Regions from separate parts of the Homo sapiens genome. Here region 1 is linked to region 2. The links are chromatin loops, found by intact Hi-C in ENCODE. Cell type or tissue: heart left ventricle. All regions are shown on one strand.

What was found. Hi-C counts contacts between places; a loop is a spot of excess contacts. Peaks named below come from ENCODE experiments on the same cell type or tissue, not always from the same donor. Only the 100,000 strongest peaks of a DNase experiment are listed, where the experiment ranks them.
Region 1: a loop joins it to region 2, with 5 times the contacts of the local background. A loop is called at or near these places in 4 of 110 quality-filtered maps.

The regions. Positions count from the first base shown.
Region 1 is chr14:56,684,590-56,689,589 of GRCh38, reverse strand. No RefSeq gene overlaps it. Among named protein-coding and RNA genes, the nearest start is that of TMEM260, 110 kb to the right of the region's middle. RefSeq lists a silencer at 1,283-1,444. In heart left ventricle, a CTCF peak has its summit at 2,923; a DNase peak (open chromatin) is centred at 2,919.
Region 2 is chr14:57,205,129-57,210,128 of GRCh38, reverse strand. EXOC5 (exocyst complex component 5) reads left to right here. Exons shown (of 18, transcript NM_006544.4): 16 at 68-176; 17 at 347-562; 18 at 1,332-5,000. The coding sequence ends at 1,520. Among named protein-coding and RNA genes, the nearest start is that of EXOC5, 61 kb to the left of the region's middle. In heart left ventricle, no CTCF peak of the experiment used is centred here; no DNase peak of the experiment used is centred here.

The DNA of each region.
Region 1 (5,000 bases), 520 kb after region 2:
TTGCTGTTAAACCTCTAAGTTTGCTGTGGGTGCTGTTGTTAGTGTTGCCTCTATAACCAAACTGCTCCGGGATTCTCCCCCATTACTTGGAAATTGAGGATATTTAATTCTACAACTCTACCCACTCCCCACCCCATCATTAGACTGTATGTTATAGAAAGATATAACAACCACCGGTAGGCTTGAGTCTCCAGAAATATTAGGGAAAAGTGAAAAGGCCCTTAGGAGAACTCTCAGAATAGCCCAGTAGGCTCTCCTAGGGCCATAACCCAACCTGCTTCACCCTCTTGACTCTTCCTAAGGCATTTTCCAAGATGGCTGCAGTTGCTCCTCCCACTGACCGCAGCCGGCCAACAGTTATGAAGCCCACACAATTCTGCTTTCCTCACTGAGAACCAGATTCAGAAAAGTGAAGCCTTGTGATGATGATGGATGGCTATAAAGACCAGGGAGGCGGAGGAGGAATCAGCCACAGGATGTGTTCCCTGTAATCTGGAAGAATCTGGGGTTGAGGTGTGGCTTCAGGTTTTGGGAACATGAGGAATGGGTTAGTCACCTCCCTGTTGATGGCATCAAAAAGCTCCTAATGGCCTGAGGTGCTGGGAGAGGCCTCTTGCACAGAGGAGGGGGTGGAAAGAGCACTGGGCGACGGGGTCAGGGACCCCTGCTCTTGCTCTGCTACAGAATGACTGCTTGACTTCACCTCTCTGAAGCCTAGTATCCACATCTTTAAATGAAGTAGTTGACCCCATTACCAGGGATTATCTCCGAAGGATGAGATTACAGGAAGAACTTTCACTCTTCATTTTAAACACCTGTACTTGTTTAAAAACATTTTTTAAACACCACATTGTATTACTTGTACAATATAAACTTTTCATTGAAATGGAAACTCAGGGGCTAGGGCTAGATCTCCTATAAAATCCAGAGGAAATGGTGGGTAAGGATTGCATAGGTGGCCAAGTAAGGACCAACCGGGAACAACTGAGGAAAAAGTCTCTGAGCACTTATCATGACTAAGACAAGATAGGATCCAGAATATTCTCACATAGATCATCAGATCACATTGGGCCTGTGAAACCCAGATTCCACTGAGACCTACTTCTTACACACTGGATAATCATGTGATCAACTAGAGCTCCTTCCTTTAAATCTGTGGGTCCTTTGGAACATTTCCTGGCACCATGAAACGGGATCCTGAGAGGAACATGGGCAATGGGGCTGGAGCTGTCCTGCAGGCTCTCTCAGCTTGGGGACTGGCCCTTGTTGCTCAGTCAAGGTGCACAGGATAGTCCTTCAAGTCTTTTGTTGGACTTGGCCAGCTGGCCCTGTCGCCCAGCAGCTTTAGTCTCTATTCGGAGGCCATGGGTCTAATGCGTTGTGACCGGCCTTTTCTGGCCTGAGGTCATCTCCTGGGCACCCTTGCCTTTCTCCCCTCTTCATGTTCATGTCCTAGGTTACCAAATAATTTAGATCAGTAGTTCCCAAACCTGGCTGCATATCAGAAGCACCTGGGCAGTGAGTTAATAACAGATTCCTGAGCCCTATCCCAGGAGGTCCTAGACTAGGTGGGACTCAAAAATTGCATTTATTTTGAAGCAGTGCAGGTATTTCTGATGCCACCAGGCAGGGACAGTGACATCCACTGTGACATGTTACCGGATGATCTTTTTAGGGCTTCCCAGGTGCATGGTTCAGACCTGAAAACATAGTCACTCATGAACAAGCCATCTAGACAGTTGAACCTAAACATTAATCCCAACCCACTGCTGCACCACGCACAGGTGGGCAATTAGTGATGGGAACATGGCTGAGGGGGTTTTGACAATACTGAGTGTGTCCCTCCCCTACTCCATCTGCAATGTACTGCATCCCACTCTGTCCCCGACACCCAACAGCAAGTTAACTGCAGATGGAACTAACCTCAAAAAACAAGAAAAGCGCTGCAGGAGGCCTTCTTGGCTTCGGGAGAGTTCAGTCCAATTTGCCACCAATATCAAGGCTTGCTTTTGATTATGTTGATGATAAAGACTGTAAACAAAACAGCCTTTCTCTACTAATTAATTCCCTTCGAAGAACTCTAAAGATCTTTAATTACACAGTTTGAAAAGCAGCGGTTACCCGATCGGCCTGATCGGGCTCTGCACTCCTCTCTGTCCACCTGAATGAAATATTTTCTTGTTTTCCCTGCTTCACACACCTAGGACGGGCTTGCAGTAAATCCTGTCAACTAAACGCCTGACAAAAGTGCTCTGATGTCAGGTATAAAGAATGCCACCTACAGCTTAATGTCTGGAAAAAAAAATTCTGAGGGCTGCAAACAATGAAGGTTTTTGTCTTCTTAATGCCCAGTATGCAATCGAGTGGAAATGCTACTTCCATCCATAATCTACAAATGAAATTAAAGTTGTTGAAAGACACAGAGTAAACCAGAAGCCTTTGTTTCTTTGCAGAACAGGAAAAATTTAAACCACTAAATGTTTTAGCAGATTTACTAAATTTCCAATTAAATCATGAAATCTGCTATCGCGGAGTTCTAAGAAGGCAGTATCTTTCCCATTCTTTTCTCTGTCTCTCTCTGCCTCCTCCTCTCCACTTGTGAACACATATGTATGATATACTATAAGCAAGCCAAATTCCCAAGTCCTCCAACACGTATATAGCCTCTGTGCAATCTGGGGGAAACTGGGGTATAGAGAGGGGCACACAAGCCTCAAGGTAAATGAGGCCAGCTCAGCAGTGATTTTGGGGACAGATGGGGCCAGGTTTTGGGGAAAAATAGGAGTTTCCCCCCTCTCTATGCTTGCAGGGTTCCTGGGCCCCCAGCAGGTCGAGGCAGCAGGCTGGAGCTGAAAGGCCTCAGGCACTCAGGCGTGGGGAGGGAGTCAGATCTGCTATACAAGAGCACCCTCTGCCAGTTGGCACAGAGGGCTGGCTGGAGAGGCCTGTGGCCCAGAGTCAGGGGAAAGGGCACGGCACCCTGCATTCAAAGCTTGCAGGGTTGGGAGCCAGGCAGGAGAGAGATTCTATCTTCAAAATAGAACATTCACCTCTGGAACAATAGCCGGTGCAGGCAGGAGCAATGCTGATTTTCCAAGGGCTCTCCACATTAATCCTCCCCACCAAATCCAGCCACTAGGAGCCTGAATGGTCCTCCAGACACCCATTCAGTAGAAAATGACGGGTGATTTTTGCCCTTGTCTCCCGAGATCTCCGGTGAGCACCGCTGCTCTGGCTGACATGTGTTTGTAAAGATAAAGCACCAGGCTACTTTGGGGGCCCTCCCAGGCTATTACAAAGAGCAAGTGGTGCCAACCATGGCTTTTTAGAATTGAGCTGTTAAATTTTTTTATATGCACCTCTTTCTGAAAAGGATTTGAAGCAACTTACAAAAAGGCAAACACAATAAAGTCATTCAACTAAAATTAGAAAAGCAAAGCCATGGAAAGGAGAAGAACCAAGCATTGACTAGGAAGTATAATAGAATTACTGTGATTTAGCATCAGATTAGGCCTTGAGCTTCCTGGCAGCCAGGGCAAGAAAGGATACCCAATGAGACAGTCCATACAACCTATTAGAAGGAAGCGGGACAATTCTCTAAGAGAGATTTTTTGTTTTTTCTTCTGGCATTAACTTTCTTTTCTTTCTCTCTCTCTCTCTCTCTCTCTCTCTGTGTGTGTGTGTGTGTGTGTGTGTGTGTGTGTGTGTTTTCTGAGACGGAGTTCCACTCTTGTTGCCCAGGCTGGAGTGCAGTGGCGCAATCTCAGCTCACTGCAACCTCTGCCTCCCAGGTTCAAGCGATTCTCCAGACTCAGCCTCCCAAGTAGCTGGGATTACAGGTGCCTACCACCACGCCCAGCTAATTTTTGTAATTTTAGTAGAGACGGGGTTTCACCATGTTGGCCAGGCTGGTCTCAAACTCCCGACCTCAGGTAATCCACCCGCCTCAGCCTCCCAAAGTGCTGGGATTACAGGGATGAGCCACTGTGCCCGGCGCATTAACTTTCTTTTAGGAGACTTTGCATAGGAAACTTTGAAAACATTATACAGTGTGTCTATCAATCTTGTTGTATAGTAAATGCAGACGCAATTCTGATATTGCTCTTTCTTGCTATAATCTTTGGCATTTGCAAAGGGCATTTATCAATCACAACTCAATAATGGTAAATCTTAATGGGATAAAGCAAAGTGTGGGGTGAAGGGTAGCTACACAAATGTGAATCAAATTTTAGTTCTTGTCCACCATGGTGGTATGTGCCTGTAGTCCCACCGGGGAGGCTGAGTTGGAAGAATCACTTGAGCCCAGGAGTCTGAGGCTACAGTGCACTATGATCATGCCTGTGAATAGCCGCTGTATTCCAGAACATAGCAAAACTCATCTCTAAAAAATAAAAAAAGAAATAAAATTTAGCTTTGGGGTACTTCATTTATTCACTGGTGCATTTGATATTTATCAAGTGCCTACTAAGTGTCAGGCTCTAGTAAGGGAAACAGAGCAGTGAAGCAGTGGGCAAAGTCCTACTCTCAGGGTATGATCTCATCTGATGCCAAGAAAGAACTTAAAATCCCCAGAGGAGTGGGTGGATAGCAGGCAAGATTCCTGGAGTTTAGTTGCTAAGTAAGAGCAGGTGTAACAAATAGAGTGCTTTCAGATATAGATCTCAGAAATCTCACCTCAAACTGCCTAAAATAATAAAGAAATGTGATTTTTTTTTTTTAAAATTCAGTGGCTCAACAATGCCTTCTCTGGGTTATACCATCTTCACTGTTGGCCCCATCCTTGGACTCATAGCTATAAGGCTGCAGCAGTTCTGGGAGTCACAAAAAGAACAAGCTGCAGAGCAAGACAGAAGACTATTTCTTCCTGTTGCTTTCTCTTAGGATGGAGGAAAAATGGTCTAGCCCATGTCTCCACCTCCTCCAGCAGACTACTTTTGTCTCACTGGCCAGAGGGCCCACATGTCCATTTGTGATCCCATCTTGTCAAGGAGGCTGGGGTC
Region 2 (5,000 bases):
ATATAATTAAACATAAACATAGAGTAAGTTAGATGGGTTAAAGAATGTTGTATTCTCAATTCTCTAGGACATTAAATTGTATGATTGGACAGATGAAGCATATTTTGGCTGCAGAACAGAAGAAAACAGATTTTAAGCCAGAAGATGAAAACAATGTTTTGATTCAATATACTAATGTGAGTAAAATCATTCAGTTTGTTAATACTTTGTTAACATTTTCATTGGTGTATCCTACTGTGCCCTAGATTTTTTTCTTTTATACTTAAAGATTAATGAGAAACTGTATTTCCTCTTTAGCTAAGCTGGTATACATTCCTGTGTAATGAGTGTAGAAAAACTTTTATAGGCCTGTGTAAAAGTCTGTGCTTACGTAAGAAAACAAGTGGAGAAGATTAAAAATTCCATGGATGGGAAGAATGTGGATACAGTTTTGATGGAACTTGGAGTACGTTTTCATCGACTTATCTATGAGCATCTTCAACAATATTCCTACAGTTGTATGGGTGGCATGTTGGCCATTTGTGATGTAGCCGAATATAGGAAGTGTGCCAAAGACTTCAAGGTATGTGTACACAAAAACATCAAACTTGCAAATAGGCCCAGGAGCATAAGTCAGATTATTAAAAATCACTATTTACTTATAATTAGTGAAAGGTTTATAACTTTTGTTGATATTGTATGAGATAGATTATCACATTCTACCTGAAACAGTGTTGTTCCAATTATTATTTTTTTTTATTTTAAATTTTAAATTTTTATTTATTTTTTTTCCAAAGAGTTTCATGATGTTGCCCAGGCTGGTCTCTTACTCCTGGGCTCAAGTGATCTGCTGCCTCAGCTTCCCAAAGTGCTGGGTTTACAGGAATGAGCCACCACATCTGGCCCATATATTTAATATTAAACCCATTTTTGCTTTATGGTGTATTTTCAGTTCCACAGTCTTTGACTTATTGACATCCATGACTAATGTTATATATGTCACACATTAGGAAAAAAATGTTGTCTTCATTTATGTCCCCCTGAATATTTCTGTAACATTTAAATTATGAAAAATGCTGTATGTTAATAACTAGTTTTAGTCCTCTGAAGTATATATGATTGTTACTATTGAAGAGAATTGACACATGAATCTTTTTGAAATATTATAGCAAGTTTATTTAACTACTGAAATCTTTAAGTTTTAATGCATTGTGATCTTTAAAAAATTCTAATATGTTGAACTTCACCCACACTAGTAAGTCCCACCTGACAGTATGTAAAAAGTTACAAGCTAATTGTAAAACTGGAAATTGTTTTGTTTCAATGTTACTTTTTTTCTTCTCTCAATTCAGATTCCAATGGTATTACATCTTTTTGATACTCTGCATGCTCTTTGCAATCTTCTGGTAGTTGCCCCAGATAATTTAAAGCAAGTCTGCTCAGGAGAACAACTTGCTAATCTGGACAAGAATATACTTCACTCCTTCGTACAACTTCGTGCTGATTATAGATCTGCCCGCCTTGCTCGACACTTCAGCTGAGATTGAATTTACAAAGGAATTCAGTGTCAGTTCCTTTACAGAGGAATGTCTTATACTTCAGCAGCCCTCGGTTGATAGAAAGCACAGGAGATACCTTATGACACAGCCAACATTTTGTGAAACAATGACTGGAACAAAACAGCAGCCATACTTACCTTTGAGGTTTTATTTAAAGTTTGGATACCACTAGCTATATTTTGCTTTTTTCCCCTCACATTGAATTTTAATTCCATTCTTGAATGTAGAAATTTCAGATTCTCTAAAACTACATGTCACTGTTTTTATCCTAGAAAATGTTGCTGTCAGAAGGCAAAGGAAATGTTACCAGTGTTTTCGGTTCTTGTACTTTTAACATATTCCATTTAGAAATTTTGCCATTCTGTTTTCCATTAATAATAGGTGAAATACAGGAAAACTACATTTGTTATTCCTCAGTTTTTAATGACCTTTTCAGCATCAATTGTTAATCAGATTATTTTAGGTTTTCGTAAATAATTTTTTTGCCTCTTTCAAAAGGTTAACAATTAAGCATACTTTCTGCAGTTGGTTGATTGGATTTTTTTCTGAGGTACAGCATTAATACTAGTCCAAAAAATGTCATAAACTGAACTAAAATGATGAACTATTTTATGTAGACATTAGGAGTGGATCGGAATACTTCTGCTTTCTGGGTAAAACTTAAAAGTTTACTATTTCTTATTTGGTAAATAGATTTTAAGCCAATTCTAGTAAGAAATTAATAAAACTACCTTATTTTGTATTTCACTTAAGGTGGAGGACCTTAACTAAAGGACCATATTTATTCATTATTTTAATATTATAAGGGAAGTAAAAAAAAGTGAGGTATAGTCTAAATGGTGCATATAGGAAATACTGACAGTGTTTAGCAACATGCAGCCCTTTGAGATTTCTGTCGTAATGCTAAACTTGAATAAGATGGAATGGCTGAACATGTGGTTAGTCTTTTATTTTAAGAAGAATTGAGAATTGATAGATTTGGAGATGAGCTTTGCAAAGGCTGTTTGCTTTTCATGTCTATAGGTCTGTCATTGTCCTTTTTCAAAGCATTTCTGAAGTTATTCCTACTTGGATATAGTTAATGGAATTGGCTTAATTTGATGACATAATAAATCACTTATAAAATTTTAAATATCAAGTGAAAATTTAGAAAGGCCATTACTATTCTATAAACCTTATAAACTTGCTCTGGGAGAATGCATTCTAAATTATATATAGTGTTTCAGCTCCCATTGTGGTGTTCATAGTCTTCTAGGAACAGATAAACTTAAGTATTCAATTCACTCTTGGCATTTTTTCTTTAATATAGGCTTTTTAGCCTATTTTTGGAAAACTGCTTTTCTTCTGAGAACCTTATTCTGAATGTCATCAACTTTACCAAACCTTCTAAGTCCAGAGCTAACTTAGTACTGTTTAAGTTACTATTGACTGAATTTTCTTCATTTTCTGTTTAGTCCAGTGTTACCAAGGTAAGCTGGGGAATGAAGTATACCAACTTCTTTCAGAGCATTTTAGGACATTATGGCAGCTTTAGAAGGCTGTCTTGTTTCTAGCCAAGGGAGAGCCAGCGCAGGTTTTGGATACTAGAGAAAGTCATTTGCTTGTACTATTGCCATTTTAGAAAGCTCTGATGTGAATTCAAATTTTACCTCTGTTACTTAAAGCCAACAATTTTAAGGCAGTAGTTTTACTGGCCATTTAAGCTCTTTGTACAGTGTCAATTTGTAAAAAAGAAAAAACGAAAAAAAATCTCAAATAAAACATGAGATAACATTTTAAGACTTCCAAATCAGAGAAGTGCTTCAAATTATTTTGTTTGGATTAATTTTTAAAATGTAAAGCATATACTTGTTGCTTAGTTATTTTGTTTATTATTTTCATGTTTGAGTTCTGTGCAATATTTTCTATTATGTCCGTTGATAGGACAGTGACAAAATTCGTAAGTGAATACTTAATTTAAAAGTGTTAACATTAATGCTCAATAAACAAATTCCCTGCAGTTGTTTTTTTTATTTCACTCTTTTTATATTTTAGAGCCATCCATCCTGAATTTTATAAATGATTTTTTATTTAAAAATTTGAGATTTTTAAAATTTTTCACAGCACAGGTCTTCTCATTTTCTTTTTTAGCAAAAAATACTTGACTATATAAACAAGACTAGAAATTTATCCTAAACAGATGGTCTTTCTCTGAGGGAAAAAAAAAAATGTGTCATGTGAGGCAATATGCATTCTTTGTATTCTGATTTTTTAAGTGTTTTCATATTTATAGCCATCACAAAATTTTGCCCAAAGTGTATGGCTCAGAAGAGATGATCAATAACTAAAATGTTTTTCGTTTTGCACATGGTAAAATTTTAGGTAGAGAGTGGAGCTTTGTATAATTGGTAACTTTAACCAACATTTACGTAAGTACGGTCTTTGCAGTATTACACAATACCGCATGAGCTAATATGCAGTATTTAGGTAATGCATTGAATGAAGTTGAAAATATGCTCTTAACACACTGTGCATTGTTTTTCTAAAATTGAGAAATATCTGAAATACAGAATACGAATTTAATAAAGGAAGCCTACCTTATGTAAATTATGATGTTGAAAATGACAGTCAACCAGAGTAGATGAAGTGTCCTTATGAAGAATTATTAAATAGTAGCTGGATGGATCTTTAGATGGATGACCACCTGACCATTCCAGGACAATTTTTGGTCCCATTTTGAGGATTGCCATAGTTGCAAGTCCTTAGGATCTTCCTTGTTTTAAAAAACTATCAAAGTAGGTTAAATTAAAATCTAATTTAAATTAGGTTAATTTATATTACATTGTAGATCATTCTTTTTTCCCCCCTCTTTCACTTCTAAATATTTTGCTTTCTAAATACTAGCCTTCTGGTTCACAGTGAAATAATTTAATTATCAATCAGTAGATTGATTCCAAGTGGAGAATTCACTGCTTCCCTAAAATGCGTTTTTCTTACCTGTAATGGTGAATATTTACAAGGATCTGGATAAAGAGATTTTGATTTTTGAAATGCCACAAAACCCCTTAAAGTGGTCAAGTACCTAAGGTAGTGGCTAAGGCATGCTTGAACTGTGTTTGAGAGACAGCAGTTCAGTCAGTACATAATTTGTTGGTGACTAACAAAGCTCACATCTGGGAGATTAACTTTTTTTAACGCAAAAATATTCTGCACATTACCCATATATTGTTGAATTTTACATACAAAGCATTTTGTGCTTTCATTCAATTAGTTTAACTATATTCAGTTTCTGTATTATTTCTCTCTGATCTATCCTGTAATTATTCTATACTTTAGAAGAAAAGATCAGTTCATATTGTTAGACTGAATAATTCTACATGAAGTTAAAAGTTAGCAATTTAAAAAATTTTGCTGCATAATAAAGATAATTATAGTTACATGTATTGATTTAAGTCTCACACACTGTGCTAATAAGTCCTTTGC